Regions from separate parts of the Homo sapiens genome. Here region 1 is linked to region 2. A link is an interaction called in ENCODE POLR2A ChIA-PET data of the cell type or tissue named here. Cell type or tissue: OCI-LY7. All regions are shown on one strand.

Region 1 (5,000 bases), 160 kb after region 2:
CATCAGGCTGGCCACTGAAACTAGAGATGACACTGATGGGTTCTTGTCTTCCTGGAGGACTCAGTCTAGTGGGAGAAAGATGACATTGCCAGCATGCCAGAGAACAGATAGCATCAGGGCTACACCCCAGTGCAGAGGCGTGGAATTCAGTGAACAGTAATGTCAACTGGAGGAGAGAGATGTCATTTGAACAGGGCTTTAAAGGAGGAGGATTTTGAGCCGGCGTGGTGGCTCACGCCTGTAATCCCAGCACTTTGGGAGGCCGAGGCAGGTGGATCACAAGGTCAGGAGTTCAAGACCAGCCTGGCCAACATGGTAAAACCCCGTCTCTACTAAAAATAAAAAAATTAGCTGGGCATGGTGGTGCATGCCTGTAATCCCGGCTACTCAGGAGGCTGAGGCAGGAGAATCGCTTGAACCCAGGAGGCAGAGGTTGCAGTGAGTGAAGATCATACCCTTGTACTCCAGCCTTGGCGACAGAGTGAGACTCAGTCTCGAAAAATAAAAATAAAAAATAAAGAAGGAGGATTTTAACCAGCAGAGGGGCCTAGGAAAGGCATTTGGGACTGAGAGAACAGAGAACTCATGCTGTTCCCTCCCCTCAGTGGGCCCTCCTCATTCGGGCATCACCCCCACTAAAGCTCAAATTAACTCCTTCTGGGTTTCTTCTTGTAGGCAGACTGGGGCTAGGCACCAGGGAGTCCCACAGCTGCCCCCAGCAGGTGCCCATGCCCCCAGGACAGGAAGCTCAGCGAGTTGTATGTGGTATCGATTCCTCCATGATCCTCACTGTGCCTGGCCAAGCCCTAGCCTGTGGGAGCAACAGGTGAATAGATCATCAGGATGACTAACCTGCCCCTGGCTCTCCTTGGCTGCAAGTGCTCCGTCCATCATTGCCTACCTTTCACCAAAGACCAGAATTGAGGGGGTTGAGGGTGCTATTGGTTCAACCCAGGGTGGGATCTGTCTCCTGGTGCACCAGCTCCTGCCCAAACTGTCTGTCAGTTGGATTTGGCTTCTGGCTCTGCCCTCAGGTTCAACAAGCTGGGCCTGGACCACCTCTCCCTGGGGGAGGAGCCTGTCCCCCACCAGCAAGTGGAGGAGGCCCTGAGCTTCACACTACTAGGCTCTGCACCCCTGGACCAGGAGCCTCTGCTGAGTATAGACCTGGGCACTGCTCACTCAGCTGCTGTGACTGGTGAGGAGGACTTGGGCTCTGGAGGTCAGAGGGGGACTCACGGTCTCCTTGGTACCCTGTTGAAGCACCCCTTTCCTTCCTCTCCCCCATAGCCTCGGGTGATTGCTACACTTTTGGCAGCAATCAGCACGGACAGTTGGGCACCAATACTCGCCGAGGCAGTCGGGCACCCTGTAAGGTCCAAGGCCTTGAGGGCATCAAGATGGCAATGGTAGCCTGTGGGGATGCCTTCACTGTAGCTATTGGGGCAGGTGAGGACTGAGCATGGTGGGGGCAGACAGTGCCATGAGCAGTGGGGGGTGGGGGTTGCTATTCAGGGCCACTGGACTCTGGAGCCTCCCAGGGGCCATCCTGGCAATGTGGGAGGGGAGATCCTGCTCGGGCTGTGCCCACTTCCCACTTCCCTCCTGGGGATTCTTCCTGGCAGAGAGCGAAGTGTACTCTTGGGGCAAAGGGGCGCGAGGTCGATTGGGAAGGAGGGATGAGGATGCCGGACTCCCTCGGCCAGTGCAGTTGGATGAGACACACCCTTACACGGTGACTTCCGTGTCCTGTTGCCATGGAAACACCCTCCTGGCTGTTCGATGTGAGTTGTAACTTTTCCCACTTCACCACACAGCCCAGCTGGCCCCTGTCCACACTCCCATCCCCAGTGTTCACAGATGGCCACATCACCAAAAGCATCTTTAGCCCCCAGATAAAAAAAGCAGAAGCTGCGGTTGAAAAGCTTCAAGCTTCCTGCCTGGGGTGGCCAAGGCTGGTGCTTCTTGGGCCTCATGGAAGGGCTGCCTCCACTGCTCCCCAGGGCTCACATGCATTCTTTCTCCTACTGCTGAGTCCCGTTGATGCTGAAACTCTCTTTCTGGCCTAACAGGGTCCAGAATCCAGGGCCCAGTGGGAGTGGGAGGTGGGTGATGATTTCTGGAGGCACTGCCCTCAGAAGCTGCAAGGGTTTCTCTTCGGTACCCTCCAGCGGTCACAGATGAGCCGGTCCCCCCCTGAGGCACCCGGATTCACCTCTGGACCACCCTGATATTGCTTCTCCTCTGAATGCTCTGAAAAGTGCAGGTGCCCAAGGCATGACTTGCAGCTGTCTCCTGGATTGTGTCATCATGGGGTATCAGGGCTGGCAAAACCCCTGCTCTGCTTTTGGCCTTGGATATGGAAACCTCAACCACTTTGTTCTCCTACCACCTCTTTGCCCTTCCTACCCCTTCCTCCCTTCAGTCAGTGTCCCCAGGGTCCAGCCTGGCTAGAGTTAGAAGGCAGACCTAGCCTTTGGAAGCAGGGTGGCCTCCAGAGCCTTGCCATAAAAAGGCTGAAGGCAGCCGGGCGCAGTGGCTCACGCCTGTAATCCCAGCACTTTGGGAGGCTGAGGCGGGCGGATCACGAGGTCAGGAGATCGAGACCATCCTGGCTAACGTGGTGAAACCCCATCTCTACTAAAAATACAAAAAAATTAGCTGGGCGTGGTGGCACGCGCCTGTAGTCCCAGCTGCTCAGGAGGCTGAGGCAGGAGAATGGCGTAAACCCCTCCAGCCTGGGCGACAGAACCAGACTCCGTCTCAAAAAAAAAAAAAAAACAAAAAAGGCTGAAGGCAGCTGTAGCTCCACACAGACCCTACCCTTTCCCCTAGCCCAGTTAGAAAATAAGTCTGGGCCGGCGGCGGTGGCTCACACCTGCATAGGCAGTGCTTTGGCCAGGAGGATCCCTTGATCCCTTGTGGCCAGGAGTTGGGAGACCAGCCTGGGGACCATAGCGAGACCGCTGTCTCCACCAAAAAAAAAAAAAAAGAAGAAAATAAGGCTGGGTGCGGTGGCTCACGCCTGTAATTCCAGCACTTTGGGAGGCCAAGGCGGGCGGATCACTTGAGGTCAGTAGACTGAGGCCAGCCTGGCCAACATGGTGAAACCCCGTCTCTACTAAAAATACAAAAATTAACCAGGCATGGTGACGGGCGCCTGTAATCCCAGCTACTCTGGAGGCTAAGGCAAGAGAATCCCTTGAACCCGGGAGGTGAAGTTTGCAGTGAGCCGAGATCGCACCACTGCACTCCAGCCTGGATGACAGAGCAAGTCTCCCTCTCAAAAAAAAAAAAAAAAAAAAAAAAAAAAAAGTATTTGGTGCTTACCGGGACTCTATCTCCATACTTTGGAGCAGGGCAAGCCAGGGCCTGCCTGGACTGGCCATTAGGCCTGCCTAGCTTCTGCATAGCCCGGGGCTGGGCGGTCCCCGGGAGTGCTGCCACCTCCCCTACACTTTCATCCTGAGGCAGGATTTGCTAGACGTCGGCTTGCCTCTCTTCCCCAGCAGGAGGGCAGGAGTCACTAAGTGCTGCAGAAAAGATCCGCGCTGGAGATTGCCCGTCCCCCCCATGCCTTTCCCCAGAAACAGTTGAGAGAATGGGTAGCTGGTGGGACCAGACCGGTTTCCCAGAGGACAGGAAGGCCAATAAAAATATCAGCTGCCTGCCTGGAGTGTGGTGTCTTCAAGGGTGGGGGTGGCGACCAGGCACCCCAGGACTGGGCTGGGCCCGACCTCGGTGGCAGGGCTGCGGCCAAGGGAGGAATGTGGGCGCAGCCGGAGGCTGGGGCCGAGGTTCCTCTGGCCCAGCGCCCAGTCCAGCCTCCCCGCCCCAGCTGGGCTCCCCGGAGCTGGTTGCCAGGCTTCGGCTGCCTAGCACCTGGAAGCTGGGGCCACGGTTCCTGGGCTGCTCACGGCCCCGGAGGCCGAGCTGTTGCCTCTGGAGAAGAAAACCTTTGTGGCGCGGCCCGTCCCCTTTTCCGACCCGCACTTCCCCGGGGCCCGCGGGCTCTGGGGAGAAGCGGAGCCACGATCTCTGTCCCCCAGGGGAAAGAAAAGCCCATGATCCCGTGGGTGGGCGAGACTGGCGGTCACCAGACCCAAAAACCATGCACTCGGGGGTGGGCGGGGCCGCGAGGGCGCGCATTAGGACCGCGCGGCCGCGGTCCGCCCTCTCTTCCGGAGGGCGGGCTTCACAGCCGAGCCCTGGCCGCGACCGCCAGTCGGCGCCGCCCGGAGCCGGGAGCGCCGCTCCAGCGAGGCGCGGGCTGTGGGGCCGCCGCGTGCCTGGCCCCGCTCGCCCGTGCCGGCCGCTCGCCCGCCATGCCTGGCTTCGACTACAAGTTCCTGGAGAAGCCCAAGCGACGGCTGCTGTGCCCACTGTGCGGGAAGCCCATGCGCGAGCCTGTGCAGGTTTCCACCTGCGGCCACCGTTTCTGCGATACCTGCCTGCAGGAGTTCCTCAGGTGCTGGCCGGGGAGCAGGGGACAGCGGGGGCGGGGCGGGGCGGGGGGCGCCGCCTGGGGAGGGTCTCGGGCCCGGGGCAAGGCGGGCCTTTGTCTGCGCTGCGACCCTGTGACCTCAGGGGCGCCCCGTGACGTCACGGGGAGGGATGACGTCAAGCCCCGAGGGAGGCCCCCCCCGCAGGAATCCGAGGGGTCCGGGCGGGTCCCAACTGCCCGGCCCGGGGCGGAAGACCTCGGCGCCTTCTCGTGGGGTCAGGAGGGGAAGAGGCCCTTCCCCGTCACCTGAGAGCCGGCGCGGCCTCAGCCTTGAACTTTGAATCCTGGGGGAAGAGGACAAAACCCGCTCCCGCGTGGCAGTTTGAGCCTCCGGAGCTTTCCCCCATCTAACCTCTTCTGATTCTTCGAACGTTCAGAGAACGGTAGCTATTGTTCTCCCATTTCACAGATCATGAAACGAGATTCAAAGAAAGGCTGCGACTTGCCCAGGGTCACATAGTTACTTAAAGGCTTAACTAGGATTTAAACCCGGACT
Region 2 (5,000 bases):
TCTCGAAGGCTGAAGTGGTGCTCCCCTCTCTATCTCTCACAGTGGTCCATGCAGACCTCTACCATGATCATAAGTCAAGATGACAAGTTTACATCTGTTTGTCTTCCATGCTAAACTGTAGATTTGATGGCATTTCCTGTGCTCGGTACCCAGTTGGGGAAGAGGATCAGGTCATAAGCAATTGCCAGATTTTAGGATATTTGTTGTGCCTTATCTGCTGAATAAGCTAATTACCTTTGTATTCTGAATGATGTCAACCATTTATTGTTTAGTGCACACTGCAGGGAGGCCAAAGAAGGCTATATTTCTGCTTTCTTGAAACATAGTCTGGTTGAAGAGACCAGGTATCCAAGGAAAATTAATACAAATACAAAAGAAGAGTAAGTTCATGAGAAATATGGCAGAAGAAAAGATCACCGGGTCCACATGATTTGATTTGGGAACAGTTCAAAGAAGGTAAACCAGGGAAGATTTCTTTTTTTGTGGGGGAAAGGGTTTCACTCTCACCCAGTTTGGAGTGCAGTGATACAAAAAAATTAGCCAGGTATGATCATGGCTCACTGCAGCCTCAACTTCCCAGGCTCAGGTGATCCTCTCACCTCAGCCTCCCAGATAGCTGGGACTACAGGTTCACAACACTACACCTGGGCTAATTTCTGTATTTTTTTGTAGAGATGGTTTTCACCACGTTGCCCAGGTCGGAAGGGAGGATTTTAATAGAAAAGGCATTTCCAGTTTGAAGAAAGAATAGAATGAATGTGGGAACAGCCAGAGTCTGGGTTCTGGGGATAAAAATGGGGACATGTGTGTAGCATACAGGCAGTCTAGCTGGGGCAAAGTGTTCATAATAGGGAGATAGGAGACAGGGGAAGAAAGGTTTGAGCAACAGGCTAATGAGGTCCTGTAGGTAACTGAAATCATAAAAGGTCACAGTTAGAAAAAGAGTAATGTTTTAGGAAGACTATCTGTAAAATAAAGATACAATTGGAAGAGAAGAGAAGGAACCCCAGGATCCTACCTTCTCCTTTAGTTTTGTCTGTAGAAAGAGAGTCAGGCTCTGTAGTTGCTCAGTCAGCAGCCCTAGCTTTTGAGAGTACTGCCGTGTTTTCTCCAGATCTTGCTCCTGGTTATCTGCTATGGTGCTGGCCAGTTTAGCCCTGAAATAAGGAACAGGGAAGATGACCAAAGACCAAATTACCTTCTCTGAACGCCTATCCCAAATCCCCACAGAGCTGCATTAAAGGAGAGAAACAAGAGGCTCAACACTCACAGTTCTCTTCTTGGAGATTTTGGCTTCTAGAAGTGTTCCTGAGAAAAAAATAAGCACTTAGGGGGAAGTACAGAAAGTTAGAGAACTTACGTTAGGTTCTCTACAGTGTCCTTGAGGTTCTCACACTGCAAGCTGCGCTCCCGGAGCACTTCCAGTGTGGTTTTCAATTGACACTCAACCTGACCCAGCTCCAGGTGAGCAACCTGATTCTCCTGGTCTGCAAACTGGGAAGACAAGAGAAGGAGCAAGACAGGGAGGGAGAATTTTAGTGCCCTGGGTACAGAGGCTTTTTCTAGTTCACAGTCTCAAACCTTACCTCAACACTATCAGGCAAGAATCACACTCCTGAGGCTTACCAGCTCCCTTGGCCCAAGCCATATTCCTTACCTCCAAGGTCTCTTTCAGGTCCCGCACCTCTTTGGCCAGGACAGCTTGTTGCTGCTGCAGTTCTGCCTGCATGTGTTTTAGTGCCATCTCTTCCTTTTGCCATCTGCCAGAGACAACATATTAGATCCCATTTGGTCCTAAATCCTGGATGCCTACTGCCACAGTACCCCGTTAGGAACTCACTGAGCAGCCTGCTCCTCATTGCTCTGGGTAAGCTGGCAGAGTAACTCATCCTTCATAGCCAGGTCCTGGGCACAATGGGTATGCTGACTCTGTAGCTCTTTTAGCTGGCTGTCCATGTTGGCCAGAATCTGCAACTGAGCCCGGAGATCTAGAACAAAAGTATCCTAATGACACCATGCGGTCAGCAGGCTAGAAACTCCCCAAACTTCTGCTCCAAAGCAAGTGCTCCTGAGTACTTCCTTGCTCTAGTGCCACACTCCAAGCCTTAACAGGGCTCAAATGCTTACATGCATGCATACACACACACACACACAAACACCTGTTGCTAGACGACTGTTTTCCAACTCCAGTTGTTCTGTTTGGCCTTTGCACTCCTCTAACTGGGCAGAGACTTGTTCCAGCACCCTAGAAACCTAGGAAGAACAGATGGTTTTCCTCCTATAGTTCCTCCTGAATCAATAATCCCAGGACTTGGTCCAGCTTCTCTTTCTGGACAAGACAGAAAACTACCTTGCTCCTGGGCATCAACATTGCAGAAAATAAGGTTGATCCTCAGGAAAAAGTAGAGACAGGAGAAAAGTTGCTGAAGTAAAGATGCTGAAGGGCAAAGGAAAAAACTGCGCTTAAGGCCATCTTACAGCTAAGAGACCTTACTGGCTGGCCTCCAAACCCACAGGGTGAAAAGAAAACAGATCCAGGGTAAGAGGCTAATGGTATCACACATTAGGAAGGAAACCAAGCCTAAGCAGTCCCCACTCTTGGTTTGTACCTCCTGCTTTTCCTCAATTGCCACATCACGTTCCTGCAGGGCTTGCTGGCTCTTGACTGTGAGTTTCTCTGTGAGTTGTCGGGACCGACTCAGCAAAGCTGTCCATGTTGTATACTACCAGGGGAAGCAAGCAGGTCAGTAGAGCACACTTGAGGCAAAGCTCACAACAGGACTTGATGTGAGTAAGGAATTAGTTATGATGGTCCCAAATACTCACATCCAGTTGCATGGACCTCCAGTCTTGTTGCAAGGTAGAAGTAAGACTCACTGTCTGCTGAACCAGCTCTTCTTGCTTGGCATGAAGCCCTACCTACAAAAGAAAGATTGCCTAGGCGGGAACCCCTTCCCTTTGGATACAGCAAAGTGGGAGTATGCAACTACCCTCCCAGTCTGTCAGCACAGACCCCAGGAAAGAAAATGCCCTTAAATTACCAGTTGGGTCTGGGCATCCTTCAGAAGGCCTCTGAATTCCCGCATGGATGCTAGGTCCTGTTCCAGCTGGCTGATGCGCTGGCTGGCGTGTGCACAGAAAGCCTCCAACACTATCTCTGCCTATTGAGGGAAGTGGTTGCAAGGCCACAGTGGGCAACAGGGGAGCCAGCACAAAAAGATGTAACCATGACACCTCAATAGATCAGTTCTTTACTGCCCAGGGCAGGCAGTTCTTAGGCCACCCATCTGTGTCTAAAGTGCATTTGTGTTCCTGCAGGAACCTTGAGGTGGAAACCTCCCACATCCAAGAACAAATGCCTGTCACCTTACCGCATCCTTGCCTCTGAGAGCCATTTCCTCTCTGTGCCTTGCCTCCTCCCTTTCTGCTTTGAGGCTCTGGAGCTTTGCCCTCAATTTCTTCAGCAAATCAAAACAGCAACAGACCAATGTTTCTGCACGCCGAGACTATATGGTAAGAATCAGTTAATGTGTCTGGTTCCTCTTTATGGCTTTTAGTCCCACCACAGGCCTCCACCTCCATCTTCAGGCTGCTTACCTCCTGACTCACAGTAGTCTTATCTTCTTCTAAATGCAACAGGGATAGGTGAAGCAAGGATATCAGCTCTTTAGAGATAAGCACCCATGATTGCTGTAGAGAAAAAAATGGGTAGGTGAGATCAAATAAAGTCACTAAGCAGGAAACAGGGGCACTGGGGAGGAAAACCGCTAACCCCAATTCCAAGCTCCGCATAAGGAGATGTACTTTACAAATGTTTGGAAACCTCCCTTCACCACCACGACTTAGTATCACCATCTACTAACCACCCAGGATTCTCCATTCTTCATCTTCACAGGAGACCCAGTGGTGGTGTAAGGTCAATCATCACTTACCATGACATTTCTGGCCTGCTGTAGGGCCTGTCCCATCTCATGGCTCTCCTTAAGATGCTGAAGTTTATTAGTTATCTAGCCAGAAAAACAGAGTTGTTCCTTGTTTTGTTTGTTTGTTTGTTTTTGAGACAGAGTCTTGCTCTATCATCCAGACTGGAGTGCAGTGGCACAATCTCAGCTCACTGCAACCTCCACCTCCCAGGTTCAAGCAATTCTCATGCCTCAGCCTCCCAAGTAGCTGGGATTACAGGCATGCACTACCACACCCAGCTAATTTGTATATTTTTAGTAGAGTCGGGGTTTCACCATGTTGGCCAGGCTGGTCTTGAACTCCTGGCCTCAAGTGATCCACCGACTCGGCCTCCCAAAGTGCTGGGATTACAGGGGTGAGCCACCATGACCAGCCAAGTTGTTCCTTTTGAGTAGGCAACATGTACCACCAGCACCTCATTCTTCCTCCCACCCAGTGAGTTATAGGAGCCTTTCCTATTTTATTTATTTTTTATTTTCTGTAGAGATGAGGTCTTGCTATGTTGCCCTGGCTGGTCTCAAACTCCTGGCCTCAAACAGTCCTCCTGCCTCGGACTTCCAAAGTGCTCCTGCCACACCCAGCCACCTTTCCTATTAAAAGCAGAAGCAAAGTACTCAATTCAATGAAGCCAAGTCAGAAAGAAAAATCCACAGGTAGGTAAAAAATTTCTTTGTTTAGCCAGGCACAGTGACTCATGCCTGTAATCCCAGCACCTTCAGAGGCTGAGGCAGGAGGATCACTTGGGTCCGGGAGTTCAAGACCAGCCTGGGCAACACAGTGAAACCCCATCTCTAAAAAAAAAAAAAAAAGGCTGGGCGCGGTGGCGCACACCTGTAATCCCAGCACTTTGGGAGGTCAAGGCGGGCGGATCACCTGAGGTCGGGAGTTCGAGACCAGCCTGACCAACATGGAGAAACCCCATGTCTACTAAAACTACAAAATTAGCCAGGCGTGGTGGCACGTGCCTGTAATCCCAGCTACTCCGGAGGCTGAGGCAGGAGAATCACTTGAAACCGGGAGGCAAGGTTGCAGTGAGC

Evidence for each region. ChIA-PET counts read pairs that join two places held together with the same protein. Peaks named below come from ENCODE experiments on the same cell type or tissue, not always from the same donor. Only the 100,000 strongest peaks of a DNase experiment are listed, where the experiment ranks them.
Region 1: POLR2A ChIA-PET joins it to region 2 with 13 read pairs; 2 of 35 experiments call an interaction of 5 or more read pairs at or near these places.

What each region holds. Positions count from the first base shown.
Region 1 is chr17:28,739,788-28,744,787 of GRCh38, forward strand. NEK8 (NIMA related kinase 8) reads left to right here. Exons shown (of 15, transcript NM_178170.3): 11 at 676-826; 12 at 1,035-1,198; 13 at 1,291-1,449; 14 at 1,626-1,784; 15 at 2,172-3,668. The coding sequence ends at 2,200. It overlaps TRAF4 (TNF receptor associated factor 4), which reads left to right and starts at 4,224. Exons shown (of 7, transcript NM_004295.4): 1 at 4,224-4,468. The coding sequence starts at 4,326. RefSeq lists enhancers at 855-994, 1,035-1,144, 2,005-2,164, 3,300-4,300, 3,324-3,618 and silencers at 1,445-1,504, 3,324-3,618, 4,073-4,482, 4,503-4,702. In OCI-LY7, no CTCF peak of the experiment used is centred here; DNase peaks (open chromatin) are centred at 1,914, 2,244, 4,174, 4,754 and 2 weaker places; H3K4me3 peaks cover 4,521 bases; H3K27ac peaks cover 5,000 bases.
Region 2 is chr17:28,582,493-28,587,492 of GRCh38, forward strand. It overlaps SPAG5 (sperm associated antigen 5), which reads right to left. Exons shown (of 24, transcript NM_006461.4): 5 at 3,933-4,007; 6 at 3,598-3,690; 7 at 3,372-3,506; 8 at 3,042-3,161; 9 at 2,827-2,919; 10 at 2,610-2,723; 11 at 2,160-2,253; 12 at 1,841-1,988; 13 at 1,658-1,760; 14 at 1,361-1,494; 15 at 1,019-1,157. Among named protein-coding and RNA genes, the nearest start is that of ALDOC, 8.1 kb to the left of the region's middle. In OCI-LY7, no CTCF peak of the experiment used is centred here; no DNase peak of the experiment used is centred here.